2 separate regions of the Homo sapiens genome follow, and region 2 is linked to region 1. Evidence: read pairs that join two places in POLR2A ChIA-PET (ENCODE). Cell type or tissue: Caco-2. All regions are shown on one strand. Links, peaks and the distances in the headings refer to the core of each region. The heading gives the core; the rest is flanking DNA.

What was found. ChIA-PET counts read pairs that join two places held together with the same protein. Peaks named below come from ENCODE experiments on the same cell type or tissue, not always from the same donor. Only the 100,000 strongest peaks of a DNase experiment are listed, where the experiment ranks them.
Region 2: POLR2A ChIA-PET joins it to region 1 with 9 read pairs; 1 of 35 experiments calls an interaction of 5 or more read pairs at or near these places.

The regions. Positions count from the first base shown.
Region 1 is chr6:158,653,038-158,669,138 of GRCh38, forward strand. It overlaps SYTL3 (synaptotagmin like 3), which reads left to right. Exons shown (of 18, transcript NM_001242394.2): 3 at 8,232-8,348; 4 at 9,713-10,341; 5 at 12,358-12,576. The coding sequence starts at 10,232. Among named protein-coding and RNA genes, the nearest start is that of SYTL3, 11 kb to the left of the region's middle. RefSeq lists a silencer at 7,423-7,502. In Caco-2, for the core only: a CTCF peak has its summit at 7,359 (motif pointing right); a DNase peak (open chromatin) is centred at 7,405.
Region 2 is chr6:158,174,214-158,190,314 of GRCh38, forward strand. All of the region lies in intron 2 of GTF2H5 (general transcription factor IIH subunit 5), which reads left to right. Among named protein-coding and RNA genes, the nearest start is that of GTF2H5, 14 kb to the left of the region's middle. RefSeq lists enhancers at 8,991-9,495, 9,496-9,998. In Caco-2, for the core only: no CTCF peak of the experiment used is centred there; a DNase peak (open chromatin) is centred at 9,368.

The DNA.
Region 1 (16,101 bases), core at 5,431-9,430:
GAAAATGTATAAACGCACATCTTCATTTCTGTGTCAGACTTTCTGATGGATATGCATGCGTGCTGTCTCATTGTTGCAAAAATGAGTCTTTTAAGCCTATGAATAGGGAACTGAGCTGAGAGCTGTTCTTTATTCATCACCTTCCTTTGTGGCTGTAATCAGCTTCCGTAAAGAATCTATGCAAGCAGGCCGGTCGCAGTGGCTCACACCTGTAATCCCAGCACTTTGGGAGGCCACGGTGGGCAGATCACCTGAGGTTGGGAGTTTGAGACCAGCCTGACCAACATGAAGAAACCCTGTCTCTACTAAAAATACAAAATTAGCGGAGGATGGTGGTGCATGCCTGTAATGTCAGCTACTCGGGAGGTTGAGGCAGGAGAATTTCATGAACCTGGGAGGCGGAGGTTGTGGTGAGCCAAGATCGCGCCATTGCATTCCCGCCTGGGCAACAAGAGCGAACTCCGTCTCAGAGAAAAAAAAAAAGAATCTATGCAAGCAAAAAAGTCATGAGGTTTTCAGGTAAAATTTCAAGGACAATGCAGTCACTCAACTTTTCCCCTGTGTACGAGGCAGAAAGCATGGTGGCTGCACGCTGAAGCTGTGAAACTTCTCAAGGAAATAGCTGTGGTAAACAATACAGGAGCGAGCTGCCGCCCGCTTGAAATGACCTGCAGGGCTGTGGCTTGTGGGCTTTGAGAACGTTCTGTAGTCTTCCCTTGAAAGCGTGTGTGGTGATGACAGTCACATTCACACGCACTCATGCTACCGCAGATCTCTGCATTTCCACTCTGGTGACGTTTCCCCCGTACCAGGGAGGGCTGAACATTTATTTCCTTTGATCTGATGACTGACTGCTCAGAGACAATAGATGATTGGATGAAAGAAATAGGGGCCCCTAAGAATAAACAATGTGTCCCTTTCCCATCCTCCTCATCTCTTTTCTTCATTGGTTTTACTTTTCTTGTACTTTTCCCCTTTCACCAGATTTAGAAGCCAAAGTCAAGATTTGCTGTTAGGCTGAGGAAAGCAAGCAGGCATTGTTTCAAACTCCTAGTGCATGGCTGACTATTTCAGTCCCCTGGCGGAGCTGTCCCACACGTCTCTCCCTGGGAAGCCCTCCCTGGTCCCACCAGCCCTCTCTGCTCCTGTGTGGAGTGACTCTTGCCTTCTGATCCTTGGGTTTTGTACTCATCCCACCATGTTATGAGTTATTTGTCTGTGTGTCCATGTTCTGGCTGGGATGGGTCCTTCTTAAATGCAGAGATTGAGTCTCACTTCTTTTTAGATCCTCGATATCTGGCACGTGCTTGATACATAGAGGCCAATAAAATCAGTGTTGAACTGACACACTCAATGCCGTAACCAAACTGTGTTTGTCTGGATGCCGAAGTTCCACTGGGATACAGCATGACCAGATAAAGACCAATGGAAACACCTAGATTGAAGTTTTCCCCATGGCTGCCCGCGTCCCTCCCAATCCCAGAACAGTGGCTTAACTTCCTACTCTTGGGCCTTCCTGAAGGGGAGATGGAAGGGTAGAAGAAACCCTTTTGAGTCGGGCTTGCTTTGTTCTGGCTGTTGCTCTAGGGCTGTGCCTGGATGACTCAGTGAGTTCCCCAAACAGCCCTGTGAAGCAGGGATGGCTCCATGTCACGGAGGAGGAAGGCCAGTCTCCCAGAGATGAAGCAGCTGGCCTGAGAGCACGTGGCTGAGTCCTGGCTGGGTATGAGCCCAGACTGTCTGGCTCCAAAAGTGACACAGAGACAGGATGGCTGAGTGTCGGGGGGGCTTCTCCACATGGCTGTAGGAGAATGTTTCCTTCCAGGTGGTGCTGTGGTGTGGGATTTATTCATTTTTAATTGCCAGATAAAATCAGGCTGATCGATGGAGTGCTGTAAAACAAAGACAGGCACCATTACAAAAATGTAGCAGGGGAGTTAGGAGACTGGATCTAAGCTCCGAGCAGGTGAGGACGGTGCCTGACTCAGTGCTTGGGACATCATAGAGCATTTAAGATCTTGTTGAGCAAATGATGGAGTGACCGAATAAATGTCATCCTGGGAAAATGGACCTAGGAGATTTCCGTATTCAAGCTATGAGATTGTGAATTCCTGCGTGAGATGATTAACATACAATTTCAAAGATTCCTGTTAAATTCCAAAATGACTCAGATTTTTCTATGCTTTTTGGATTTCTGAAGACTGAGGTTTTCTGCAGTGAGGACTCACTTGCCCCCTGCCCGTCCTTACTTCCTGCTGTACTTGAATATGGGCTTCCTGCCCTAGGAAGGAAGTTTGACATCGGAGTAAATCTCCGTGTCGCAATATTCTTCAGGTTTCTCAATTCAAGCCAAACATCAAGTGCCTCCTGGCTGGGTGATGGGGGAATCGCTGAAATCTGATATTGTCCCTAGAAGGCAAACACTCAAGACAGAATGAAATCAGGGTCACCATCGAAATATACAAATTAGAAAGCAGTTAAATTTGAAGGAGCAATGGATCTTTATTGTAAATGAGGAGAAAGTTTCTGAACTGGGTAGCCTTGATCTGGCCCTTGAAGGGCTAATAGTAAGAGTGAGGCTGCTCTTACTGTTAGTACCACGACTGTCAGCCGGCATTAGCTGAGTGTACTTATGAGCTGAGCACTGTGCTCTAGAGGTCTCCACATGCATCAGCACGTTTCGTCATCATAGCACCGCCGTGAAGTGGGTGCTGCACCTGTCTACTTCGTAGATGAGGACATGAAGCCCCAGAGGGCTTAAGTAACTTGCCCATCATCAGCTCAACAGCAAGTCGGTGGCAGAGGCAGCTACTCACCCACACAGCCAGCCCCCAGCCCTGGTCTCATGACTGTCCCCATCTCTTGCCTCATTGGGCAGAAGGAAGAGTGGGGCCGATGCGTGGAAATGCAGAGCGCATGTGGTCAGGGAATGGTCTTGAATGAGGTCAGTATGGGAGTGGCGAGCATTCTGTGGGAACTGAGGATGGAGGAGTCAGGAGAACTGGATCGGGAGGTCACGACTGGGATGCCTGTGCTTTAGAATGTGTTTACGGGAAGGGAAAACCAGCGTGACTTCACTGGAGAGTGGAAGAGTGACACATTCCCACCTCAGTATTGTCACATCTGCCGTCTCTCACCCTAGAGATGCCTTCTCCTCCTTTCCAATCCTCACACAACTCCCCTCTTCTCCCAGGCCTGGCGGTGGCGTCTCAGCCAGGCAGGTGTCCTGTCCTTTCCTGTCACCTGTCAGTCTTCCTCTTCCTCGTGGTCCATTCAGCAACATCACTGCTGCTCTGGGTGGTTGCATGTGGTCGTTTGCCTGCAAGCAGGTGGGTGCAGCCAGTTCAGGACCCCTGTGACAACTATTCCTGTTACCTGCTTTGTGAGTGTTAAAAATGTCATCCTTGGCCGGGTGCGATGGCTCACGCCTGTAATCCCAGCACTTTGGGAGGCTGAGGCGGGCAGATCACGAGGTCAGGAGATCGAGACCATCCTGGCTGACACGGTGAAACCCCATCTCTACTAAAAGTACAAAAAATTAGCCGGGCATGGTGGCAGGCGCCTGTAGTCCCAGCTACTCAGGAGGCTGAGGCAGGAGAATGGCGTAAACCCGGGAGGTGGAGCTTGCAGTGAGTGGAGATTGTGCCACTGCACTCCAGCCTGGGCGACAGAGCGAGACTCTGTCTCAAAAAAAAAAAAATCATCCACCTTACTCCCTTACTCTATTGTTGTAGAAGGGCCTGAAGCACAAACCTGGTGTTGTGTGGTGATGGCGGGACAGTGTGGAGAAATATGCAGCGAATTTTAATAGATTTCACAGAATTCCTTGACTACCTCATGTTCTACTTCAAAATGGCACAAAACCAAAAGCATTCAAGAGAGAATTACATTTGTTTTATCCATTTTTAAGACTATGTAAAGTAACTCCATGTGGTTTTTCATATCTTGCTAGTGTAAGTGACCAGAATTTAAATCTGTAAAGGTTCACTTTTTCTTGCTAATGCTGTGAGGTGTTTGGAAGTTATCTCTGATCTTCCTGGTACTTACTATAGGCTCATTCAGTTTACTAATTAACTCCATCTGCCACCTTAAAAACCCTTAGTAGTGGCCGGGCACGGTGACTCATGCCTGTAATCCCAGTACTTTGGGAGGCCGAGGCGGACAGATCAACTGAGGTCAGGAGTTCAAGACCAGTCTGGCCAACATGGTGAAACCCTTTCTCTACTAAAAATACAAAAATTAGCCGTGTGTGATGGCGCGTGCCTGTAATCCCAGCTACTCAGGAGGCTGAGTCAAGAGAATCGCTGGAACCTGGGAGGTAGAGGTTGTAGTGAGGCGAGATTGCACCATTGCACTCCAGCCTGGGTGGCAGAGCGAGACTCTGGCTCAAAAAAAAAAAAAAAAAAAAAGAGAGAAAAAGAAAAAAGAAAAAAAGAGAAACTGTTAATGGCTAGGAAAAACTTTATGAAAAAACAAAACAAAAAACCTGAAAGATAATTTTAAAATGAGTAAATTGTCACCTAGGCATACTTTGTCTTGGAAAAATAGACTATGACTCTGTCTCAAAAGAAAAGAAGTAAAGGGATAGTGAATGATAATATGTACTTGTATATGTAAACTGCATGAGAAGACAAGGTGAAATAGTCAGATGTTTGCATACATCAAATCATATTAAGGACATTGTCTGCAGACGCGGGCCATCAATACATGGCATAGTGATTCCAGTACCATAAGCAATGTTGCCCTCCATGATGTCTTTCTGAAACAATAAAAAATTCTTGTTAAAGTTTGAAATGAAACAAAATAGTCTTCCTTCCATTTACACACTAGTTGCATTTCTTTTTTTTTTTTTAACTTATTACTATTATTTTTTGAGACGGAGTCTTGCTCTGTCGCCCAGGCTGGAGTGCAGTGGCACTATCTCAGCTCACTGCAAGCTCTGCCTCCCAGGTTCATGCCATTCTCCTGCCCCAGCCTCCCAAGTAGGTGGGACTACAGGCGCCTGCCACAACACCCGGCTAATTTTTTGTATTTTTAGTAGAGACGGGGTTTCACTGTGTTAGCCAGGATGGTCTCAATCTCCTGACCTCGTGATCCGCCTGCCTCAGCCTCCCAAAGTTCTGGGATTACAGGCGTGAGCCACCACGCCCGGCCCACTAGTTGCATTTCTAGAACATTTGGAGTGTACAAAACCCTGCAAAATATACTTTTAAATATGAGTTAAATTCTGTTGTTAATTAAAATTTTTTTTTGCCTAAATGACTTGTATGATTTATATGAAAATGCAAGACAGTTATTTGTCGCTGTGACAATCATATATACTCCACACATTCCTAAAGATGGGGGTATGGTACTGCACTCATTGAAAAGCTGGAGCGAGTCCCGCTGAAATGAAGCAACTGTGGTTCAATCGAATGCCCAACGCCATCAAGCCAGTGGGGACACCAGTGGAACACTGGAAACCAAAGAGAAATGACCTTCATAGCTTTCTGGTCAATCTTGATGCTACCATAGGATGATGCTCTATGCTATACCTCTTGGATCGTTGCAAAAAGTTACCCCTTCTTTGGAGTGGACCTTCCAAAGTTAAACAGAAGAGTACGTCGGCCAGGCGCGGTAGCTCACGCCTATAATCCCAGCACTTTGGGAGGTCGAGGTGGGAGGATCACCTGAAGTCAGGAGTTTGAGACCAGCCTGGCCAACATGGTGAAACCCTGTCTGTACTAAAAATACAAAAAAAAATTAGCCAGGCATGGAGGCACACGCCTGTAGTCGCTACTACTCGGGAGGCTGAGGCAGGAGAATCACTTGAACCTGGGAGGCGGACGTTGCAGTGAGCAGAGATCATGCCATTGCACTCCAGCTTGGGTGACAAGAGCGAAACTCCATCTCAAAAAAAGAGGGTATGTCTCAATCTTATCAATAGAAGGCTTTACTCATAGTAGTTGCTAAACCATAGGGTTGGTTGATTGTTGTTCTAAGTGCTAACCAAGTGCTTGAGTGACATGGTTTATAGAAGCTAGAATCAAGGTTTAGAGAAACTAGGATCAAAGTCTCTAAAAGTGAAGAGTAACAATGATGGGATGAATGCGGAATACACATACCTCGAGTTCTCTAAGCTCAGTCCCAGGCAACTGGGAACACCAGAAGGTTTCCTGCTTTGGTCTGTATTTGAAATACTTCCAGTGAATTACAATGTAGTGTTATATCCTTGGCTTTAATTTGAGGTCAATATAGTGATACAGAAAGTACAGTTTTGCACATCTTCTGCCAAGCCAGAAGGAGCTGTCTGTCTAGGGAGTTGATCGTCTTAGTCTTTTCTTTTTTTTCTTCTTGAGACGGAGTTTCACTCTTGTTGCCCAGGCTGGAGTGCGATGGTGCGATCTTGGCTCACTGCAACCTCTGCCTCCCGGGTTCAAGTGATTCCCCTGCCTCAGCCTCCCGAGTAGCTGAGATTACAGGCATGTCCCACCAATCCTGGCTAATTTTGTATTTTTAGTAGAGACAGGGTTTCACCATGTTGGTCAGGCTGGTCTCCAACTCCTGACCTCAGTTGATCCGCCCGCCTCGGCCTCCCAGAGTGCTGGGATTACAAGCGTGAGCCACTGCACCTGGGCAATTGTCTTAGTCGTTTGCATTTTGAGGATGTCTTTCTGTATTTCTTTCAGTGTATTAAAGCTATAGACAGCATCTTGACTTTTCATTTCGTTTTGTTTTGCTTTGCCTTGGCTACCAGGAAGGTCAGAAATACATTTAAGGTTGAAGTGGTCACTGTTTTACTTCCTGTTCTTAGTAGAATTATCAGTCCTTTTTCACTGGCTGCTGATGTCTCTCTGACTTTATTTTAGCTGTCTTCTATAAGCTTTTATTGTAAGCTGCATCATATTTTTGTTAGATGTAGAATAGGGTATAAATGACCAGTCAGTCAAGTCATGAACCTTAAGAACCTTGAACAGGCCGGGCGTGGTGGTCCATGCCTATAATCCCAACACTTTGGGACGCCGAGGGCCTGAGGTCAGGAGTTCGAGACCAGCCTGACCAACATGGTGAAACCCCGTCTCTACTAAAAATACAAAAATTAGCCGGGCGTGGTGGCGGGCACCTGTAATCCCAGCTACTCGGAAGGCTGAAGCAGGAGAATTGCTTGAACCCAGGAGGCGGAGGTTGCAGTGAGCCGAGATCGCACCACTGCACTCCAGCCTGGACAACAGAGCAATACTCCGTCTCAAAAACAACAACAACAACAAAAAACAAAAAACAAAAAAACCCGGAACAGCGCCTGGGGTGTTCAATAAATATTTACTGAATGACTGGATGAATGGATCCAGGAAATGAACTGAATTTCATTTTTCTGTAACGCGGAGTGAATGGGCACTAGGGGGAGCGTGAGCTCCCTCTTAGCCTTCGAAAGGGCGTTTCCCACACTTGCACCTGGGGCCCACAGGCGGGGGTTTGGGAAAGTAAGTGTAGTGCTTTGTAATGATCATTGAACCCTGTATTTCTGAAGTGCGTTAAGACCTAATAGCCACCTGTATGAGCGAGCGGTTGAGTATTTCAGATTCCCCCACCAGATTCACTGAGTGGTGTCATTACCAGCCAATACTGCAGCTATGTGGTCCTGCTTACCTGGAGTACTGGAGACCAGAGCCAGAGAACGGAGCACAAACAGCCACATGAAAAGAAAGCACAGTGCACAGAGCAAGTGTTTGCAGCCAGGTGCAAAAACTCTTCACTAAAAACACTCGAGAGCCAGGTGCAGTGGCTTACACCTGTAAACCTAGCACTTTGGGAGGCTGAGACAGGAGGACTGCTTGAGCCCAGACCAGCCTGCGCAACATGGTGAAACCCATCTCTACAAAATTAAAACATTAGCTAGGCATGGTAGCCCGCACCTGTAGTCCCAGCTACTCGGGAGGCGGAGGCTAAAGGATTGCTTGAGCCTGGGAGGCCAAGGCTGCAGTGAGCCATGATGGTGCCACTGCACTCCAGCCTGGGTGACAGAATGAGGTCCTGTCTCAAAATAAATAAATGAAAACTCAAGAATTAGACAAACCAGATGGCTCTGGACCCAGTAGTACGATTAGTAGAGTGGAAATAAGAAGACAGCATGAAGAACTGAGGGGCAAGTTGAGAAGAATGGGCTCGTGCAGTTGGTGACTTGATGGCTAATTTGCACCTTGCCACTTGGCACTTGGTCACACACAGTTTTCTATTACTTTCCTCTTTTCCAGAGACTCAGAGCCTTGGGGCACTGAGGGATGCCAGTTCTGCCTGTTCATCTGGAACCTGGATCTAAGGAGGGAAGAGGCGTTGCCCCTGCTGGCATAGTCAGGTACCAGCCCAGCCAGGTAAGAACCTAAAGTCCTTGTTGCTTTGTGATTTTCCCTTCATCTAGAGAGGAGGCCTTTGGAGAACAGGTCTTGTGGGTGCTTTGTCAGAGACTAGAAGCCGAGAACATCCCTTTTCAGAGCTCTGGGTTTTCTGTTCCTCATGCAACCTCTGCAGTTGGGATGAATAATATATTTTAATTTTATTTTACAATAGGGAAACTGACAAATATTGAATTCCTGAACTGAGCAATCTTGGCCTGTAGGCCCATGAACTTGGAGAAAAAATTAAATCTTTATTTTTATTAACCTTTAACTCAAATTTAGCATTTTCTTAAAATATGGATATAGGCAAGAAACCACAGTAGAATCAGCAGAACTTGTGACTTTGTCACCAACAGAAATCACAGATATTTTCATACCACATGATATGTTGTAGCTATCTCAAGACATTGTTTCTATTCATCACTACTTTGAAATTCTGGGAGTCCTTAGATCACTGCTAGATCTTAATATTTCATGCATCAAGGAACACATATATTACTATATTACAATTTTTAAATATTTCAGTATAATCAATTTCTTCCTATGTAACACAGCATACCTTATTTTATGCGTTTAAATACGTAGGCTTCACCAGACTACCAAAGATTAAGAAAAAGGTTAAGAACCTTTGCTTAAAGGAAATGCTACCTTAGAGCTCTGTTAGCCTCTCATTCACTAATTTGCCATGGATCATAAATTAATATAATGCAGATTTTTTTTGAAGCCTAGCAAAGGAAGTTTAGCTTTTAAAGCATTGAAAGGACGTCTTATCACTAAGGGATTCCCATAGATTTAATAACAAAAATGGTACTATAGGAAGTATATTGATTTGATCTTCTGCATTTTCTGGATAAAAGGATGTATGCAGAACCTTTCAGCTGTCATTAAACAAAAACAAGAGCTAATGCATAAGGCAGCTCATGAAACTTATTCAAGACTGTAAATAATTGATAGGCTGAGCTTGTGGTGGTGCTGCTTCATACATCCTTAATTGATTAAACATTTTTTGAGTGTTGAAGTTAATGGTAAAAATAATAGCCAACAGTTGGGAATGTCATTTTTCCAGTATTTCTTCAATTAGGGTAATGTACATTAAACACAGACTTTTACGTCCTCTGACCACTAAAGTTATGGAATCCATATTAGGAAAATTCAAGTTTGGAAGTTTGAGGCTTTTAGAAATATGAGAAGTGTTATTTAAGCAAATTTAAAATTTTACATTATCACCGCGAGCAGAAAATGCAAGGGTTTGTGTAGAATATTTTGTCTTTTTGGAAGTAATGCTGCAGAGATACTTAAGCCAAGAAAAATGTTGCCATTTTTTGTTTTCTTTTCTGCAGGTATTGAACGGGCTGAGCTTTTCATGATGGTTCCTGCTGACCTGGAAACATCTTAAATGGAAGGTTAGCTTCTATGAGTCACTGATACTCTTTTTATTGCTATTTCTAAATTTCCTTGGCTTGAAAATTACTTCTGCTTTGCAGAAATTATCTGCTTGCAGCTGTGGATAATTTATAACAATCTCTGGTGAAACCTCAGAAAAGAGATATGCTTTTGTCTTAGATGGATGTCAGCAGCTGCTGCAGAACCCGGTGAAAACACCCCCCGGGTAGCACGAGGCTCTGCGAGCCGTAACTCCGACAAACGCAGAACTTCTTGAGGCTTTCTTCTTCTAAGGAGTATGACACAGTTAAAAAGGAAAAAAGAACCACAAGCAAAACAGTTGCCAGTGAAATAGGAGAGGGAGCTCTTTAAACAAGGCTGGCTGCAGCTGGCCTCCGCCGCTCATCTGCAGGGCGTGAGCGCTTGGTCCATGCAGTGAAGCTCTTCCAACCTGGGTCAACGAAAACGGAGAAGAAATGGCCCAAGAAATAGATCTGAGTGCTCTCAAGGAGTTAGAACGCGAGGCCATTCTCCAGGTCCTGTACCGAGACCAGGCGGTTCAAAACACAGAGGAGGAGAGGACACGGTAGGCTGCCCTTCCCGGGGGGTCACTTTGGGTGTTTAGCTTTCTCTGCTTGGGGCCTGCCACTCCGTCGCCAATGCTGTTTGCTTACAAATCACTACCCACCTGCTGCTGGGCTTCGTGCCTGAGAAGGGTCCTAACGAAGGTCTGTTGGTGGAGATGATCCTCCTTATGTAACTAAACGTAGAGGACGCTCAGGAGGAGGAGGGAGGCCGCTCTTGTTATTCATTTAAAACGGTGCCTTTGGGCGGTAAGTTTGCTGTCTGCCATCTGCTTGTCTGTTTGCCGACTTCGTGGGAATCATTCAAGGGACATTTTCAGGCTTCCAGTTTACCCCTTCTTTAAGGAAAGACCTCCAGTTAAGGGTTTTCCTACCTCATTTTTGACGGTGCCGGGAGGTGTAAAGAAAAGCAAAGAAAGAGGCTCACAAGCAGCAACTCTGATGGAATCCAGCCCTGTCTTTTTTTCTTTGCTCGCTTTTGCTTCCCAGCTGGCTTTGAGGAAGGGGGAGCATAAAATATGAACCTGCTTAGCCTGTTTCCTGACCGCTTTGCCAACAGGGAACTCTTCCCTGTCTGTCTCTAAGCTGCACGGGCCGTTTGATATGGGTCAGCATTTAGAAAAGCGTGCTGAACTCTAGCAGAGCAGTGTTCCGCCTTAGCTGTCAAGATCCATCTTTAAACAGGTTGGCGCTTGTTTATCAATGTCTATGGAGGAAGTGAGGGTTTGGTTTCTAATGGCAGAACACATTAGAAAACAAAACTTTGGACAACCAAATGCTTGAGGAGTGAGGAGAATTTTCTGGTATAGTATTCTTCATCCTCCCTGTTATTTCAAAGCTTTCTAAGTGCACTTGTAAACTTTCTTCCATTAAAAACTATAATACAGTCTGGGCGTGGTGGCTCACGCCTGTCATCCCAGCACTTTGGGAGGTTGAGGCGGGCGGATCACCTGAGGTCAGGAGTTTGAGACCAGCCTGGCCAACATAGTGAAACCCTGTCTCTACTAAAAATACAAAAATTAGCCGGGCGGTGGCAGGTGCCTGTAATCCCAGCTACTCAGGAGGTTGAGACAGGAGAATCCCTTGAACCTGGGAGGTGGAGTTTGCAGTGAGCTGAGATCGCGCCACTGCACTCCAGCCTGGGCAATAGAGCAAGCCTCTGTCTCAAACCAACAACAAAAAAACGAAAACAAAAACTATAATACAGTGAGAAAAGTGAAATTTTATTTGATGATGAAAGATCTTTCAGTGATTTGAGACATCCTTTTGAATATTAACAAAGTGACATAGACATAGTGATAACAAAGTTGTATTTCAAAGGGTACTAATTCTAGGGTAGATCCTGAAAGTTGAATTTTAAAGTGCATTTCTGATGTCATCTTGTTTCTTGGGATTGGCTCATCTTTTCTACAAGTAGGTATCACAGACATTCATAAAAGAGCGTGCTAGTAAATGACACCTTTTTGGTCCAATACAGTATCTCTTTGCACTATGGCTATTTGTCTAGGGGAGTGGGCTGACCACTTATTAAAAAAAAAATGTAGCAAAAGCATAGCATCAGTTGATTTTATTGGGCAACTTATACCCATAGCAGGATGTATGCTGTGTGTTTCTAGATTATTCCATGCCTTGCAGATTAGAATGGATGCTCCTTTCAGTGTCTTTTCCTCTCCTTTCACTATTCTTGCTTACTATCATAACAGCCTTTGGGCAGGAAGGGATGGACCTAGCAGGGAGCTTCTCTGCCCCAGGCATGTTATTTATACTTTGCCATTTAGTCCTCACAGCAACCCTGGGAGGTAAGGTCATATCACCTGTTTCACGGTTGAAAAAACCCTTGAGACTCGACTCTGAGATGTTGAGTGAGAGCCCAGTTCACACAGCCATGTTGGAGTCCAGGGATGTCGAATGCCAAAGCCCCTTCCCTTGCCATGGGGGTTACTGCCTGGGCTCTTGCCCTATAGCCTGGGGTCAGGTGTTCCATCTAATACTATCTTCTTTAACTCTGAGGGCTGCAGGAAACTGAAAACACACCTGCAGCATCTCCGGTGGAAAGGAGCGAAGAACACGGACTGGGAGCACAAAGAGAAGTGCTGTGCGCGCTGCCAGCAGGTGCTGGGGTTCCTGCTGCACCGGGGCGCCGTGTGCCGGGGCTGCAGCCACCGCGTGTGTGCCCAGTGCCGAGTGTTCCTGAGGGGGACCCATGCCTGGAAGTGCACGGTGTGCTTCGAGGACAGGTAAGCATGGCCGGTGGTTGGATCCCTCCCACTGATTCAGGTCTCGGAGGAGGCCTCTTTACAAACCGCTCATAAAGAGAGCACTCACTCCTCACCTTCAGCCAGTAAATGTGTACCGAGTGCCTGATAGGGAGCTACCTTTCTAGCCTTGGAAGTTATCTTCATCCAAAAATAAATTTTATGTAGCAACATTTTTTTCATTTACAGAAGTTTGGGCCAAGTGTGGTGGCTCATGACCGTAATCCTAGCATTTTGGGAGGCCAAGGTGGGTGGATTGCTGGAGCCCAGGAGTTTGAGTCCAGCCTGGGCAACGTAGTGAGACCCCATCTCTACAAAAAAATACAAAAATTAGCCAAGTGTGGTGGTGCATGCCTGTAGTCCCAGCTACTCAGGAGGCTGAGATGAGAGGATCATTTGAACCTGGGAGCTGTGATTGTACCACTGCACTCCAGCCTGGGCAACAGAGTGAGAACCTGTTTAAACAACAAAAGTTTGTTAAGTCGAAGGATGGGCTAACCCAGGAGTTCAGATTCATTTGGGTCTCTTAACTAAGTGCTGTCATTTTCTTAGCACTTAATTTATCTCCTTCAGTACCAGTGGAGTAAATTATAATCTAGGGAATATTGGAGTAATCATCTGAGGCTTTAAATACTGCGTTTTTGAAGCTGACCTGTCTTTAATACTCAGCTAAAGAAATGGACATGCTTCCCTTTAGTGACAGACTGAATCTACGTTTATAGTTATCAATTGGTGTTTAGGGGGTTTTAATACCAGTTTTAACATGGAATTGGTGTTTTTGCGTTCCCCATTCTGAAAACGATAAAGAGCCAACTTGGCTTAGACTCCTGCTGTTCAAAGCAAGAATGAACTGGCCATGAGCTCCGTGAAAACACTAGAGGGGTGACTCCGTCTGCTGGGGGAGACGGTGCACAAGGACATCACAGAACTTCGGAGAAGGGAAGGAATACTAGGCTGGTGTGAATGGGAGTCATCAGAGACCCTGAGATTTGAAAACAACTTCTAAATATTGCCACAGATGTGTGAGTGCCCCAGGGACAAAGACTGTGGGAGGCACTTACACAGTGTGGGCATTGTGGCTGGGGTTTCTTCCCCCTAAATCCGGAGGGCTGTGTTTAACGCACGCCCTGGCATTCATTTACTTAAGTGTCCTGTCCCTTTGCAAGGCTTACTGTATTTCAGTCATCTAGCCAGAGAGGTGAAGTGGTTCAACCTGATTTCTTTGCTCTTGAACTGCATTCCGTCCATTTCGCTCACAGCGTGCCAAGTCGCACGGACGGTGGCCGAATTCGCCTTCTCATCTCATGTTTCTTTGGTTTGCTGAAGCCATTGTCCTTCAGGCTTTTCCTTGCTTGAGAGCAAAAAATAATTACTGTGAGCTGCCCTGGCGGCATAGAGAGCAATTCCAAATCATCTCTAGAAAGGTCTCAGTATCTTCTTCCCCATTTCAACCAACCATATATATTTGAAGTCTAATAATAAACATTGCTGGGCAGGGTGTTACATTTCTCAGCATTTTTTCTTCTTCTACCAATGAACTGTAAACGAAAAATCAAAACAAGAGGACAAGGTCTGAGGCAATCTCCCAGGAAGCTGACAGTGTTGAAATCTCTGCCCTAGTGAGTCTTGTGTCCCAGGCACTGTAACTTTACCCTCTAAGTACATGAAATACGACTTCTAAAACCCCAGCTTCCTTATTTTGAAATGAGGTTGGTTTTCAAAATACTTAAGGTCATTGCATTACTATGAGTGCATTAACAGGAGAAGTCGGGAGGGGAGAGAGCCAAGTAGTTTGTGGTGATGTGCATTTTCTTTCCCCTCGCCTTGCTCCCTGTCCCCGCAGCCCTCTGTCCTCTCTCCAGCTTTATCCAGTCTGGGCTGTCCTCCTCCTCTTTAGGACCAAAAGAAAGATGAGACTTTGTAAAACTTTAGAATCTTTGACATTCATAACTGTCGCACATCTGGGGACCTAGAAAAGGTTTTTGACCCCGATCATTGTCTCCCCTGCTTCTTCCTTCGCTTCAGGCTCATTTCTCAAGAAAAAGTGGATCTGTGACAGGAACAAGATGAGGAAAATTGGTTTTTAAAATCAAGAAAGGGGAAGTGCTAGGGTAGCAATGACCAAAACCAACCAACCAACTCGCAGGTTGCTGCAGAACAAGAGGCCTGTGGCAGGTGTTGGCCCTGATCTTGTGTTGAGAGGTTCCAGAAGACATTTAAGATAAAGTTTCTGTCTTCAGGGAAGGTTTTCTCTTAGAGAACTGAGTGCCAAGTTGCTAAGGGCCCTGGGAGCTCAGAGAGGGAGAGATGAGGCAGGCTGAGTGGCTCAAGACGACTTCCAGAACATCCATGGTTGGAATAGTCTTTTAATGTTTTATTAAAAGCATAAAACAATCGTGTGGGGTAGCTACTACTTTCATCCTCATTTTACAGTTGAGAAAGTGGAGGATTAGAGACACAAGATGGTTTGTCCATGTCATATCAGTAAGAACAGAGTGAAGATGGCAACCCAGGTCCCCCCGGCCCCCAGGCCTCCTTCTGAATCTCCAGTCCTCTCCCGCCTGCTAGGAGCCTTGTCCTGGGAGGGCAGAGTCTTTTATTTATTTATTTATTTTGAGACAGAGTTTCACTCTTGTCACCCAGGCTGGAGTGCAGTGGTGTGATCTCGGCTCACTGCAACCTCTGCCTCCAGGTTCAAGCGATTCTCCTGCCTCAGCCTCCCAAGTAGCTGGGATTGCAGGCACCTGCTGCCACGCCTGGCTAATTTTTATATTTTTAGCAGAGACGGGGTTTCACCATGTTGGCCAGGCTGGCCTCGAATTCCTGACCTCAGGTGATCCACCTGCCTGGGCTTCCCAAAGGGCTGGGATTACAAGCATGAGCCACTGCGCCCGGCCGGCAGAGTCTTAAAAGCCACTTAGAAGAGCTTGCCTCCAAGACAGTAGGAGCTGGAGCCTGAGCATGTGCTCTTTGCCAAGCGAACACCATGCCGAAAGTCTGCCTGGTTTTGCAGGGCAAGATCAGGAGAGCGGAAGGTAAAGGTAAAAGAGCAATCTGAGAGTTGCTGCAGTGAATGAGAGGCACCGAGGGAGGAGGCTGGTGGCAATAGTGATGGAGAATGGGAGAGACAGGAAAAGGGGAGGATGGACCTTGGTTACAGGGGATAAAAGAGAAAGGTGAAAAGTGATTCTGAGGACTGGCCAGACAGGTCGCTTGGCATGCTGAACTGGATCACGGGGCATCCGAGAACCGAAGGAACAGAAAGAGCCCAGTAATCAAAGGCACACTGGAAAGGACTTAGAAGAACCAAGGAAAGTTGTTTTCAGTAGTGAAGGGGCTCCTGTTGTCCTCAGCAGGGGCCGATCAGAAGAGGGTGACTTGGGAGGAGAAACAAAGAAGTTAAAAGCAGAAACATCCTTGTTTTCCACTGATGTTTCTTCCCGGGGAATGTATTGACACTTTCTGCAGTGAAATGGCAGATGGTAACAATTATGTTGAAATATCAAG
Region 2 (16,101 bases), core at 7,000-10,999, 480 kb before region 1:
AAATTCCAGTCCCATCATTGTATTAATAGAAACTGATGTGTAATAGCTTATATAGTGCTGATCCACATATATCTTAGATTGGCTTCACTTAACTGCCATATTTAAACTCCATTTCTATCAGTTAAGTTTAACTGATTTTGAGTCTGCAGAGATTTGCTAAAGAAGTAAACCAAATTATGATGATGGCCATTTATTCTCACCTTCAGAGAATTGAAAAATCAGGGCACTTGGATATAATCTTAACTCCCAAGGGCTTATCAAATACTAAAATTGAAGGCTATAAAAGAAGTTTTATGTTTATAAATTTGCACTTTTATGTCAAAACTGAAAGGTTGGTGAAAATTTCCTCTTTGTTGGGATCCACCATCAATTGCCAGGCTCACACTAAGTATTCTCCCAAATCTAGCCACCAAGCAATTACCAAAGCAAGCAACACATGACCACAGTATGTCTGTGTCCAGTTCCAGATGCTGGAGCAGACCTCTGGTATAACAGTTGCCACAATTGGTTTGGCAAGTGCTTCAGCAAAGATTTGTTGCCAAGGTGCAAATTCCAACCAGTTTACATCACAATAGCAAAGAATCTGGAGAAATATGTATTATTAAACTACACTTATCCTTATGAGTTTGGCTTCTAAAGCTATATCGTTTATGAGAAGCGAAGTAAGAAGTATGGCAAAACCAGTCTAACCATTGTTCTGTTTTTTTCTCAGCATGTATAAATCTTTTCTCAGCCTTTGCCTCTTAGTAGGGCCATGTTCGCTGAAGTTTTCCAGGCACCCAAAACTGTGCCTGAGATGTGTGTGTGTGTGTGTGTGTGTGTGTGTGTGTGTATACACACACACACACATACACATATATAGATATGGCTTAGTAAATATTTGTGTACTGAATAAATTTTGTTAACAGAATTGAGTCCAGGTTTGTGATCTCAGCCAAAATCCCAAATTTATTAATGTTCCTTTAGAGCCTCTCTATTCCTACAGTGAGATTCACAGTGAATAAGATGGGATTCTTGATAAATTAAAGTTTTAGTTTGAAACAGATGTGTATACTAGGCCTCCTTTTAGCATGTTGTATATCAAAATAGCTTTTAAATGAGGAGGCTGTTGTCTTCCAGTCATAGCTTTTAAAAAGCAAGCACCCCACCAAGCTGCTGATGGAAGTGTAATCCCAAGAAACAACTGTAAGCAACTTGTGATGGGTGTTTTGTGCTTTTATATCCTTTAACACAATAACTCCGTTTCTATAAGTTTATCTTTAGGAAATCGCTGGGTGCAGTGGCTCACGCCTGTAATCCCAACACTTCAGGAGGCTGAGGCGGGTGGATGGCTTGAGGTCAGGAGTTTGAGACCAGCCTGGCCAACATGGTAAAACCCTGTCTCTACTAAAAATACAAAAATTAGCTGGGCATGGTGGTGGACGCCTGTAATCCCAGCTACTGGGGAGGCTGAGGCAGGAGAATCACTTGAACCCAAGAGGCAGAGGTTGCAGTGAGCCAAGATCATGCCACTGCACTCCAGCCTGAGCAACACAGTGAGACCCCATTTCAAAAAAAAAAAAAATTTTAGGAAATGATCAGAACTGCCAATAAAAATGTATGTATTTAATGTGCTAGAAAAAGAAATTTGTTGATTGTGGCATATTTTAATCAAATAATATAGCTGTTAAAATATTTGCAGACATTTTAAGTGATTCAGGGAAATGACACTGTACAATGATGTTAAGTGAAAACACCTGGATTCCTGTACTAACGCTGTTTTCCATGTGACATGTGCTATACTAAGCACTTGCTAATATTAATTTAGTTTTCACAACAGCCCTTTGAGGTAAGTGCTGTCATCTCCATTTATGGATGTACAAAGTGAGATACTTTGTATCAATTAATCAATTGCTCAGTTACATAGCTATTGTTAAACTGGGATTTTAAATCCCGGTATTCTGGCTCCAGAGCCCAGGCTACTAAACGTTACATATACTATCTCTCCATTATAAAACTAAGTATAATATTGTGTTTGCTTTTGTTTTTTTTTTGAAACGGAGTCTCACTGTCACCCAGCCTGGAGTGCAGTGGCACAATCTTGGCTCACTGCAGCCTCTGCCACCTGGGTTCAAACGATTCTCCTGCTTCAGCCTCCCAAGTAGTTGGGATTACAGGTGCCTGCCACCATGCCTGGCTAATTTTTGAAGTTTTAGTAGAGATGGGGTTTCACTATCTTGGCCAGGCTGGTCTTGAACTCCTGACCTCGTGATCCACCCACCTCGGCCTCCCAAAATGCTGGGATTACAGATGTGAGCCATTGCGCCCAGCCTATGTTTGCTTTTTAAAAGGATATACGTATGTCTTAGAATTATACCATATATATTCATAGGTTAATGGTTTTGTAATTGAAATAGTAAATTGCCGAGACCAGCTCGGTCTGGGAGACCCTAACCCAGCAGCGCTAGAGGAATTAAAGACAGACACACAGAAATATAGAGGTGTGGGGTGAGAAATCAGGGGTCTCACAGCCTTCAGAGCCGAGAGCCCCGAACAGAGATTTACCCACTTATTTGTTAACAGCAAGCCAGGGATGAGCATTGTTTCTATAGATTATAGATTATAGATTACCTAAAAGTATTCCTTATGGGAAACAAAGGGATGGGCCAAAATAAAGGGATGGGTTGGGCTAGTTATCTGCAGCAGGAGCATGTCCTTAAGGCACAGATCACTCACGCTATTGTTTGTGGTTTAAGAAAGCCTTTAAGCGGTTTTCCGCCCTGGGTGGGCCAGGTGTTCCTTGCCCTCATTCCAGTAAACCCACAGCCTTCCAGCGTGGGTGTCATGGCCATCATGAACATGTCACAGTGCTTCAGAGATTTTGTTTATGGCTAGTTTTGGGGCCAGTTTATGGCCAGATTTTGGGGTGCCTGTTCCCAACAGTAAATCATTTGATAGGGATAGAACTAATTGTAATTTAAACCTCTCTGCCTATATCCTCTCACATGGTCTTGGCATTTTAATTGCTCATTTGAGTACCTACTATGAGCAAGATGTTTTAGAAATATTCTGTAGTCCATCAACTTTGCAGTGTAGCTATGGTACTAACATTGCTGTTACAGATCACAGGCTCTTTGGCTCCCTATGTAATAAAAATTAACACAGAGCTATACAGTTTTCCCAGATGAGGCTTTTATTTCAGGGTTTATCCACAAATGCAAGGGAGACAGTACAGTAGTAAGAACTCTGCGGCTGACCCCCAAAAAAGCTGATGGGGACTTTTTGATTAGGCAAAGCATGGGAATTGACATCAGGGATAAGGTATGCAGGCTGCGCTGGGTAAAGCACATGAAGGGTACAGTATGTGGTCAGCATCTGTGGTTGCAGTGGTTATCATACTTTAAGTTCTGGGTTAAATGTGCAGAACGTACAGTTTTGTTACATAGGTATACATGTGCCATGGTAGTTTGCTGCACCCATCTACCCGTCACCTACACTAGGTATTTCTCCTAATGTTATCCCTCCCCTAGACCCCAACACCCCACAGGCCCTGGTGTGTGATGATCGCCTCCCTGTGTCCATGTGTTCTCATTGTTCACCTCCCACTTATGAGCGAGAACATGCAGTGTTTGGTTTTCTGATCTTGTGATAGTTTGCTGAAAATGATGGTTTCCAGCTTCATCCATGTCCCTACAAAGGACATGAACTCATCCTTTTTTATGACTGCATAGTATTCCGTGGTGTATATGTGCCACATTTTCTTAATCCAGTCTATCATTGATGGACATTTGGGTTGGTTCCAAGTCTTAGCTATTGTGAATAGTGCCACAATAAACATACATGTGCATGTGTCTTTATCATAGAATGATTTATAATCCTCTGGGAATATGCCCAGTAATGGGATTGCTGGGTCAAATGGTATTTCTAGTTCTAGATCCTTAAGGAATCGCCACGCTGTCTTCCACAATGGTTGAACTCCCACCAACATTGTAAAAGCATTCCTGGCTGGGCGCGGTGGCTCACACCTGTAATCCCTGTAATCCCAGCACTTTGGGAGGCCAAGACAGGCGGATCACGAGGTCAGGAGATCGAGACCATCCTGTCTAACACGGTGAAACCCCGTCTCTATTAAAATTAGCCAGGCATGGTGGCTACTCAGGAGGCTGAGGCAGGAGAATGGCATGAACCCAGGAGGTGGAGCTTGCAGTGAGCCAAGATTGTGCCACTGCACTCCAGCCTGGGAGACAGAGCGAGACTCCATCTCAAAAAAAAAAAAAAAAAAAAAGCATTCCTATTTTTCCACAACCTCTCCAGCATCTGTTGTTTCCTGACTTTTTAATGATCGCAATTCTAACTGGTGTGAGATGGTATCTCATTGTGGTTTTGATTTGCATTACTCTAATGACCAGTGATGATGAGCATTTTTTTATATATCTGTTGGCTGCATAGATGTCGTCTTTTGAGAAGTGTCTGTTCATATCCTTTGCCCATTTTCTGATGGGGTTGTTTGCTTTTTTCTTGTAAATTTGTTTAAGTTCTTTGTAGATTCTGGATATTAGCCCTTTGTCAGACAGGTAGATTGCAAAAATCTCCCATTCTGTAGGTTGCCTGTTCACTCTGATGATAGTTTCTTTTGCTGTGCAGAAGCTCTTTAGTGTAATTAGATCCCACTTGTCATTATTGGCTTTTGTTGCCATTGCTTTTCTTGTTTTAGACATGAAGTCTTTGCCCATGCCTGTGTCCTGAATGAAGCCCAGGTTTTCTTCTAGGATTTTTATGGTCCTAGGTGTTATGTTTAAGTCTTTGATCCATCTTGAGTTGATTTTTGTATAAGGTGTAAGGAAAGGGTCCGGTTTCAGTTTGCTGCATATGGCTAGCCAGTTTTCCCGACACCATTTATTAAATAGGGAATCTTTTCCCCATTGCTTGTGTGTGTCAGGTTTGTCAAAGATCAGATGGTGGTAGATGTGTGGTGTTATTTCTGAGGCCTCCGTTTTGTTCCATTGGTCTATATATCTGTTTTAGTACCAGTATCATGCTGTTTTGGTTACTGTAGCCTTGTAGTATAGTTTGAAGTCAGGTAGCGTGATGCCTCTAGTTTTGTTCTTCTTGCACAGGATTGTCTTGGCTATGTGGGCTCTTTTTTGGTTCCATATGAAGTTTAAAGTAGTTTTTTCCAATTCTGTGAAGAAAGTCGGTGGTAGCTTGATGGGGATAGCATTGAATCTATAAATTACTTTGGGCAGTAAGGCCATTTTCACGATATTGATTCTTCCTATCCACGAGCATGGAATGTTTTTCCCTTTGTGTCCTCTCTTATTTCCTTGAGCAGTGGTTTGTAGTTCTTGAAGAGGTCTTTCACATCCCATGTTAAGTTGTATTCCTAGGTATTTTATTCTGTTAGTAGCAATTGTGAATGGGAGTTCACTCATGATTTGGCTCTCTGTTTGTCTGTTATTGGTGTATAGGAATGCTTGTGATTTTTGCACATTGATTTTGTATCCTGAAACTTTGCTGAAGTTGCTTATCAGCTTAAGATTTTGGGTTGAAATGGTGGGGTTTTCTAAATATACAATCATGTCATCTGCAAACAGAGATGATTTGACTTCCTCTCTTCCTATCTGAATACCCTTTATTGCTTTCTCTTGCCTGATTGCCCTGTCCAGAACTTCCAATACTATGTGGAATAGGAGTGGTGAGAGAGGGCATCCTTGTCTTGTGCCGGTTTTCAAAGGGAATGCTTCCAGTTTTTGCCCATACAGTATGATATTGGCTGTGGGTTTGTCATAAATAGCTCTTATTATGAGATAATAAGAGATACATTCCATCGATACGTAGTTTATGGAGAGTTTTTAGCATGAAAGGCTGTTGAATTTTGTCGAAGGCCTTTTCTGCTGTTGAATTTTGTCGAAGGCCTTTTCCGCATCTTTTGAGATAATCGTGGTTTTTGTCATTGGTTCTGTTTATGTGATGGATTACATTTATTGATTTGCGTATGTTGAACCAGCCTTGCATCCCAGGGATGAAGCTGACTTGATCGTGGTGGATAAGCTTTTTGATGTGCTGCTGGATTCGGTTTGCCCGTATTTTATTGAAGATTTTTGCATAGATGTTCATCAGGGATATTGGCCTAAAATTCTCTTTTTTTGTTGTGTTTCTGCCAGGGTTTGGTATCAGGACAATGCCGGCCTCAAAATGAGTTAGGGAGGATTCCCTCTTTTTCTGTTGATCGGAATAGTTTCGGAAGGAATGGTACCAGCTCCACTTTGTACCTCTGGTAGAATTTGGCTGTGAATCCATCTGGTCCTGGACTTTTTTTGGTTGGTAGGCTATTAATTATTGCCTCAATTTCAGAATCTGCTGTTGGTCTATTCAGAGATTCACCTTCTTCCTGGTTGAGACTTGGGAGGGTGTATGGTCCAGGAATTTGTCCATTTCTTCTACATTTTCTAGTTTATTTGCATAGAGGTGTTTATAGTATTCTGATGGTAGTTTATATTTCTGTGGGATCGGGTTGATATCCCCTTTATCATTTTTTATTGTGTCTGTTTGATTTTTCTCTCTTTCTTCTTTATTAGTCTTGCTAGCGGTCTATCTATTTTGTTGATCTTTAAAATAAACCAGCTCCGGGATTCATTGATTTTTTTTTTTTTTGAAGGGTTTTTTTGTCTCTATCTCCTTCAGTTCTGCTCTGATCTTAGTTATTTCTTGTCTTCTGCTAGGTTTTGAATTTGTTTGCTCTTGCTTCTCTAGTTCTTTTAATTTGATATTAGGGTGTCGATTTTAGATCTCTCCTGCTTTCTCTTGTGGGCATTTAGTGCTATGAATTTCCCTCTACACACTGCTTTAAATATGTACCAGAGATTCTGGTACGTTGTATCTTTGTTCTCACTGGTTTCAAAGAACATCTTTATTTCTGCGTTAATTTTGTTATTTACCCAGTAGTCATTCAGGAGCAGATTGTTCAGTTTCCATGTAGTTGTGTGGTTTTGAGTGAATTCTTAATCCTGAGTTCTAATTTGATTGCACTGTGGTCTGAGAGACAGTTTGTTGTGATTTCTGTTCTTTTACATTTGCTGAGGAATGTTTTACTTCCAATTATATGGTCAATTTTAGAATAAGTGTGATGGGATGCTGAGAAGAATGTATATTCTGTTGATTTGGGTCGGGGAGTTCTGTAGATGTCTGTTAGGTCCACTTGGTCCAGAGCTGAGTTCAAGTCCTGGATATCCTTGTTAATTTTCTGTCTCATTGATCTGTCTAATATTGATGGTGGGGTGTTAAAGTCTCCTGTTATTATTGTGTGGGAGTCTAACTCTCTTTGTAGGTCTCTAAGAACTTGCTTTACGAATCTGGGTCCCCCTGTATTGGGTGCATATACGTTTAGGTTAGTTAGCTCTTCTTGTTGAATTGATCCCTTTACCATTATGTAATGGCCTTCTTTGTCTCTTTTGATCTTTGTTGGTTTAAAGTCTGTTTTTAATCAGAGACCAGGATTGCAACCTCTGCTTTTTTTTTTTGCTTTGCTTTCGCTTGGTAGATCTTCCTCCATCCCTTTATTTTGGGCCTATGTGTGTCTTTGCACATTAGATGGGTCTCCTGAATACAGCACACCAACGGGTCTTGACTCTATCCCATTTGGCAGTCTGTGTCTTTCAATTGGGGCATTTAGCCCATTTACATTTAAGGTTAATATTGTTATGTGTGAATTTGATCCTGTCATTATGAGGCTAGCTGGTTATTTCGCCCATTAATTGAGGCAGTTTCTTCCTAGCATCGATGGTCTTTACAATTTGGCATGTTTTTGCAGTGGCTGGTACCGGTTGTTCCTTTCCATGTTTAGTGTTTCCTTCAGGAGCTCTTGTAAGACAGGCCTGATGGTGACAAAATCTCTCAGCATTTGCTTGTCTGTAGAGGATTTTATTTCTCCTTCACTTATGAAGCTTAGTTTGGCTGGATATGAAATTCTGGGTTGAAAATTCTTTTCTTTAAGAATATTGAATATTGGCCCCCACTCTCTTCTGGCTTGTAGGGTTTATGCGGAGCGATCCGCTGTTAGTCTGATGGGCTTCCCTTTGTGAGTAACCTGACCTTTCTCTCTGACTGCCCTTAACATTTTTTCCTTCATTTCAACCTTGGTGAATCTGACAATTATGTGTCTTGGGGTTGCTCTTCTTGAGGAGTATCTTTGTGGTGTTCTCTGTATTTCCCGAATTTCAATGTTGGCCTGCCTTGCTAGGTTGGGGAAATTCTCCTGGATAATATCCTGAAGAGTGTTTTCCAACTTGGCTCCATTCTCCTCGTCACTTTCAGATACACCAATCAAACGTAGATTTGGTCTTTTCACATAGTCGCATATTTCTTGGAGGCTTTGTTCATTTCTTTTCATTCTTTTTCCTCTCATCTTGTCTTCTTGTTGTATTTCATGAATTTGATCTTCAATCAATGATATCCTTTCTTCTGCTTGATCAAATCGGCTATTGAAGCTTGTATGTGCTTCACGAAGTTCTCGTACTGTGGTTTTCAGCACCATCAGGTCATTTAAGCTCTTCTCTACACTGGTTATTCTAGTTAACCATTCGTCTAAACTTTTTTCAAGGTTTTTAGCTTCCTTGCGATGGGTAGAACATCCTCCTTTAACTCACAGAAGTTTGTTATTACCGACCTTCTGAAGCCAACTTCTGTCATCTCGTCAAACTCATTCTCCATCCAGTTTTCTTCCCTTGCTGGTGAGGAGTTGTGTTCCTTTGGAAGAGAAGAGGTGTTCTGGTTTTTGGAATTTTCAGCCTTTCTGCTCTGGTTTCTCCCCATCTCTGTGGTTTTATCTATCTTTGGTCTTTGATGTTGGTGACCTATGGATGGGGTTTTGGTGTGGATGTCCTTTTTGGTGATGTTGATGCTACTCCTTTCTGTTTGTTAGTTTTCCTTCTAACAGACAGGACCCTCAGCTGCAGGTCTGTTGGAGTTTGCTGGAGGTCCACTCCAGACCCTGTTTGCCTGGGTATCACCAGTGGAGGCTGCAGAACAGTAAATATTGCTGCCTGATCCTTCCTCTGGAAGCTTCATCGTAGAGGGGCACCTGCCTGTATGAGGTGTCTGTCAGCCCCTACTGGGAGGTGTCTCCCAGTCAGGCTACATGGGGGTCAGGGACCCATTTGAAGAGGCAGTCTATCCATTATCGGAGCTCAAATGCCATGCTGGGAGAACCACTGCTCTCTTCAGAGCTGTCAGGCAGGGACGTTTAAGTCTGGAGAAGCTGTGTGCTGCCTTTTGTTCAGATATGTCCTGCCTTCAGAGGTGGAATCTAGAGAGGCAGTAGGCCTTGCTGAGCTGCAGTGGACTCTGCCCAATTTGAGCTTCCCTGCTGCTTTGTTTACACTGTGAGCATGGAACCGCCTACTCAAGCCTCAGCAATGGCGGTCACCCCTCCCCCCACCAAGCTCCGGTGTCCCAAGTCAATCTCAGACGCTGCGCTAGCAGCAAGCAAGGCTCCGTGGGCGTGGGACCCACCGAGCCAGGCACAGGAGGGGATCTCCTGGTCCGCTTGTTGCGAAGACAGTGGGAAAAGTGCAGCATTTGGGCTGGAGTGTATTGCTCCTCCAGGTATAGTCACTCATAGCTTCCCTTGGCTAGGAAAGGGAAATCCCCTGACCCCTTGCACTTCCTGGGTGAGGCGACACCCTGCCCTGCTTCGGCTCGCCCTCCATGGGCTGCACCCACTGTCCAACCAGTCCCAATGAGATGAACCAGGTACCTCAGTTGGAAATGCAGAAATCACCTGTCTTCTGTGTCGATCTTGCTGGGAGCTGTACACCAGAGCTGTTCCTATTTGGCCATCTTGGAAGTGACTCAGTTGTTCAGCTTTATTTTCCAAGGTGGGACACTCCACAACCTTGGTTTGATACTTAGATTTCCTAAGTAAAAGGCATGGTTACACATGAGAGCACAGAAGAATGGCTATTTTCTTTGTATAATTAAAGCCTTGGGGTTAGCGGGTACATCACCAGCAAGGTAGTGATTTGGGTTTTCTGATCAGTGGGACAAGAAAAGGAAAAAAAAAAGGAAAAACATGTGAAGGAGGAGCCGCATCGAATTCCTGTTCTCATTTCTAGTTAGAAGCCTGAGAAGTTGAGAGGTTGAGTAACTTTATACATTATACATATTTTGGTTGGCAGAGCTGGGGTCTGGGGCTAGGCTTTCTGGGTCCAGTACTCTCTTTAGACTTTTGTGTCTTTGTAACAGTAAAACCCCTATTATATGTTTTCTTGGGAAAATGGTAGCTGTGTTTCTGGTTAACTTAATGTCTCCTATGGTGTCTCTTCTCTTAAGACCCTACTCATGTACCAAATTGTTATTGAGCACCTATAATGTTCTGGGCTCTAATCTAGACACCCATATCTCAGATTGAACAAAACCCAGACTCAGAAAACACTTTGGAAAATGCTTTTAAAGGGGAAATAAACCTAAGACAGTCTACTCCCAGGATATATGGAATTTATGGAGTAATACTTAAAAATTTTTTAAGTAATATCTGTTGGCCAGTTATTATCAAGAAAGATAGTTTACCATTGACTAAGCCAAGATTGTTCTGATGGATTGTCAGTGCTGACAGCTTTGACCAGACTATTTTACAGCTCACTGCATCATCCTGGTTACCATTATACCATTATCATGCTATAATCCTTTTCAGAGTCATACTTTATAGGAGCTATACTAAGCTTCTTTAGGAGAAGGTTTCATGATATCTGCCCTTCACACTTCCAGGGCAAAGTTGTTTCTTTTCTGTACAATAGCCTTGATCCTGGGACTTCAAGTATGTATATATGCTCTTGGCTTTGGGTTTTGTTTTTTTTTCTGCTACTCTCAATATAGAAGTGGAATGGCTCTGTGTTCAGATAGGAATATTCCAGGCTCTTTGTGTTTCATGACAAAATGTCCCTTAAACTTTGAGTGTCTTTTTTTTTTTTTTAATAATTAAAGAGTCTTTTTAAATCATTACATGTTATCTTTACTTCAGGTACATGCTTGAAAATTCAATCTCAAATTGTCTTTCAAAAGTTTGAGGCATGCCAGACACGGTGGCACACGCCTGTAATCCCAACACTGGGAAGCCGAGGCTGGAGGATCGCCCAAGCCCAGGAGTTCAAGACCAGCCTGAGCAATGTGGTGAAACCCCATTTCTACAAAAAATACAAAAATTAGCCAGGCATGGTGGCGTGCGCCTGTAGACCCAGTTAGTCAGGAGGCTGAGGTGGGAGGATTACCTCATCCCTAGGAGGTTGAGGCTGCAGTGAATTGGGATTGTGCCACTGCACTCCAGCCTAGGCAACAGAGTGAGGCCCTGTCTCAAAAAAAAAAAAAAAAAAAGTTTGAAGCGATTGATATTAAAGCGTTATTTCAGTGTTCACTGGCCAGTCATTCCTCTAAGCTGTCTCATTTGTCAGTTAGCATATTTCCCCAAGTGTGCGGAATACCATTAGTGTTCAAGATGATTTGAAGAACATACATTTTGGGGGAGTAGAATAGAAAAATAGGCCAGGCTCAATGGCTCACAACTGTAATCCCAACACTTTTGGAGGCCGAGGCGGGTGGGTTGCTTGAGTCCAGGAGTTCGACATAACAGAACCCTATCTCTACAAAAAAATACAAAAAAAATCTGGGTGCAGTGACATGTGCCTGTAGTCCCAGCTACTGGGAAGGCTGAGGTGGGAGAATCATCTGAGCCCAGGAGGTCAAGGCTGCAGTGAGCCGTGATGACGCCTACTGCCCTCCAGCCTGGGTGACGGTGAGACTCTGTCTCAAAAAAAATAAAGAGAGCAAAAAAATTTTTTATATGACCAGTTTAATTTATTTGAGGAGAAGAGGAAACTGACATATCAAACTCTTGGTTTTATGCCAGATGAAACGTTAGTTGATTTAAAGGCAATTTAAAGAAAAATATTAAGTGATTTGCAACAGAGATGTTACAAGAGATGGCTAAAATAGCAAGGATGGTATACAAATGGCAAACATTTTGAAAGCATTGGTGTGATGATTCAGCACAGATATGAGTCCTGAGGCGCTTCTTGGTTTTAGTGGTTTAGCTCTGACTTCATTAAGATGATGTAAATTTATTCCATTTAGAAAATTCCCAAAGTCTTCATAACCACTTAACTCTTGCTGCCTTTAATACCTGTTAGTAGTAGCCAGTTACTGAGAATAAATTGGTGTCATCTGAATGTACTGAGCTCAAACTGTAACAAGTTAATCTATCACATGCAGACAGCAATGTTTCAATGTCCAGTTTGTCTTTTATTACTGTTACATTTGGATCCAAAGTTTATTTTAAAGGGCTAACACAAAACAACTGTTGGTCCTGTAAATCAAAAAGTATCTGAGACAAGTCTCAATCAATTTTGAAGTTTATTTTGCCAAGGTTAAGGACATGCCCATGACATATCCTCAGAAGGTCCAGACAACTTGTGCCCAAGGTGTTCGGGCTACAGCTTGGTTTTACACATTTTAGGGAGACAAAATATCAATCAATACATGTAAGATGTACATTGGTTCAGTCTGGAAAGGCAGGACAACTCAAAGCAAGGGGAATGGGGGGCGGGCTTCCCGGTCATAGGTAGATTCAAAGATTTTCTTATTGGCAGTTGATTGAAAGAGTTATTATCTAAAGACCTGGAATCAATAGAAAGGAATGTGTGGGTTAAGGTAAAGAGCTGTGGAGACCAAGGTTTTATCACGCAGATGAAGTCTCCAGGTAGCAGGCTTCAGAGTTGTTTTTGTTTTGTTTTGTGTTTTGTTTTGTGTTTTGTTTTGTTTTGTTCTTATTAGACGAAGTCTCCCTCTTGTCTCCCAGGCTGGAGTGCAATGGTGTGATCTCGGCCCACTACACCCCTCACCTCCTGGGTTCAAGCGATTCTCCTTCCTCAGCCTCCTGAGTAGGTAGTATTACAAGCGCCTGCCACCACGCCCGGCTAATTTTTGTATTTTTTTGTAGAGACGGGGTTTCATCATGTTGGCCAGGCTGGTCTCGAACTCCTGACCTCAGGTGATCCACCCACCTCAGCCTCCCAAAGTGCTGGGATTACAGATGTGAGCCACCGCACCTGGCCCAGAGCTCTTATCAGACCTAAAAAGGTGCCAGACTCCCCTGGATCAGGGAAAAGACCTGGAAAGGAATGGAGAGTCTCTACAGAGTCGATTATTCCCACAAGAGACAGCTTTGCAGGGCCGTCTCAAAATATGTCAAAGAAACATATTTTGGTGTAAAATACAATTTCTTTCAGGGCCTGCCATCTGCCATGTGATGCTTTACAAAAGTCAAGCTGGAATTTGGTGTTTTATTCCTACAAAAAGTCTGTTACCTGGGTCTTAAGATCTCTGTTTTTTTGTTTGTTTGTTTGAAATGGAGTCTCGCTCTGTTGCACAGGCTGGAGTTCAGTGGCGCGATCTTGGCTCACTGCAAGCTCCGCCTCCCAGGTTCATGCCATTCTCCTGCCTCAGCCTCCCGAGTAGCTGGGACTACAGGTGCCTGCCACCACATCTGGCTAATTTTTGTATTTTTAGTAGAGATGGGGTTTCACCGTGTTATCCAGGATGGTCTTGATTTCCTGACCTCGTGATCCGCCTGCCTCGGCCTCCCAAAGTGCTGGGATTACAGGCGTGAGCCACCGCACCCGGCCAAGATCTCTGTTTTAATGTTAATACTGGTCAGCTATGCCTGAATTCAAAGGGAGGTGGGTATGAGGCATGCCCAACCCCCATTCCCATCATGGCCTGAACTAGTTTTTCAGGTTAACTTTGGAATGCCCTTAGCCAAGGGGAGGGTCCATCAGTCAGTTGGCAGATGGGGGGTGGGGTGCTTAGAACTTTATTTTTGGTTTACAATCCCATTGTGTAAAGTGTATACTAAGAAACCTCTATGATTTTTATAGAATATATTGAAGTACTTGTGGGGCCTGGAGAGTGAAGTGGGCACCACGGTCATATGAGTCCTCCCTTGTTTGCAAGGAAAGCTTAATTGTAGAGCACTGAAGTCCAGGTTTTTGTCTGACTCTCCCCTCCCCAGCCATCATACCTGTCTACTGTTGAATTACTCTCCTTTTATTCTCCCCACCAGTCCCTCCCCTTCTACCTTTATTTGTATGTGCAAGGAAGATTTGAGGGAAACAACTAAATTTTTAAAGAGTCTGAGTAGAAAAACAATGGTTTTCAAGAAACTGAAACTTTGGTTTCTCTGTCCTATAGGCCTCATTTTCCTTTCTGCAATATCATCGGGAAGCACCCTGTTTAACCTGCTTCATCAACCCCACGTTCCTTCTAGAATTGCTCTTCAAGCTTTTTTCTATTTTATGTTTCCACCTGTGCTCTTTGTCAATAATTAATCAATTGTTTACCTCTGAAATTTCTCAGTGTACAGTGTCTTACTGTTCTAGAAAATCTTTTCATTTAAATTCTTATTCTGTATAATACTCAAATTAGAGAATTGCTGAAAATGTGAAGTTTAACATTTTTTTGTATCTGCTTAAATCAGTGACCATTATGCTCTGTTTGTAAAATACCCCATTCATCCTCCTGTCACCAGCTGTTGTTGCCATTCAGTTGCATGTCAGTGTCATCCCGGAGATCCTCATTCTCATTAAGCCTTATATGCCGATTTTTCCTTTTTTTCAGTCACCCAATAAACCACAGACTCCCAAGCTATCTCTGTCTCTTGCATTTTCATGATCTATGGCCCTGTTCACCATCTCCTACCCACCACCCTCCCCCACCTACCCACCGCAATCCTTTCCACTTTGCCCTCTGGGACATAGTGAGATGGCAGCAGCAGGATGCCCTGTAGCCTCAGCCTCTTCTCTGAACTTTCCTTTTTCCTTCCCCCACCCACCTTTTCCTTTTTTGCTGTGACAAAACCTGACTTTGTCCTGAGCTCACTGCTTCTCCCACCACCTTATCAGGTGGTGCCTTTTTTCCTCTACAAAGGCACCCTCTTGTACCATTGGGTCAGGAAACAGGATCAGTACCTTGCTTATTATTGCCACTTCCAGAAATTCTCCCTCCCTCTTCCATAGAAACCCCCAGTTATCAATCCCAGATCATCAGAGTGGACTACCCACCAACCCTCCTCTTTATAATCATCTACAGACACCCCAATCTGTCCTGAAGGTTTTCCCTTGAAAAAACTATCTTCAGTAGCTCTTCTCTCAAATCCTTAGTGATGTTAGTATCCGTGTGGGTAGTCCTTTAGATACCCTGTTCTCCCAGTTCCCTGGCCTCCTCTTCCACTGAGCTTGTCCTCCACCTCATCACAGCCACTCATTCACATAGTTGTAGCTAGACCTATCCTTCCTTACCCTCGTGCCAGCTCTTCAGTCTCATTTCAGGCATCTGACTCTGACCACCACCTCCTCTTTCCAGTTCACTCCCTCTCATACCTCACTCCATCATTTCTTCAACTTCGCCAGACCTATGGTCTGTTGATATTCCCATCTGTTCAGAGTCCCACACCTCTTCCTAGCTTCCAGTCTACCTTTCTGGTCGTTGTAGCAAAATTTCTCAGTAAAGAGAAGACTTGGTTCTCTTCACTGTCTCTAATTTCTTTCCTCCCATATGAAACCCACTCCAGTCATGCTTTCCCTATTATGACTCCACCAAAACTGCTATTGCCAAGGTCCAGTGACTTTCTGAATCCAGGGATCAATTTTCAGCCCTTGCTATACCCTATAAGCCTTTGACAGAATTGATCACTCCCACTTCCTGAGTAGCCTTTGTTCACATCGCTTTCAGGACTCTTTGGGTTTTCTTTCTACCTCGGTGGTCACTTCTTACTCAGCTTCTTCACTCAGGGGCCAGTAGGCATCTCAAAATATAACATCAAAAACTAAACCTTTTTTTTTTTTAGTAGAGTCAGGGTCTCACTGTGCTGTCCAGGCTAGTCTCTAACTCCTGACCTCAAGCAGTCCTCCAGCCTAGGCCTCTCGAAGTGCTGGGATTACAGCATGAGCCACCATGCCCACCCTAAAACCAAACTTGATCTTACCTGCAGATCTTACACATTCCTCTTTATCTCAGTAAAAATCTCCTCCAGTCTTCCATTTGCTCAGATGAAAAATCTTGGAGTTTTCTTGTTCC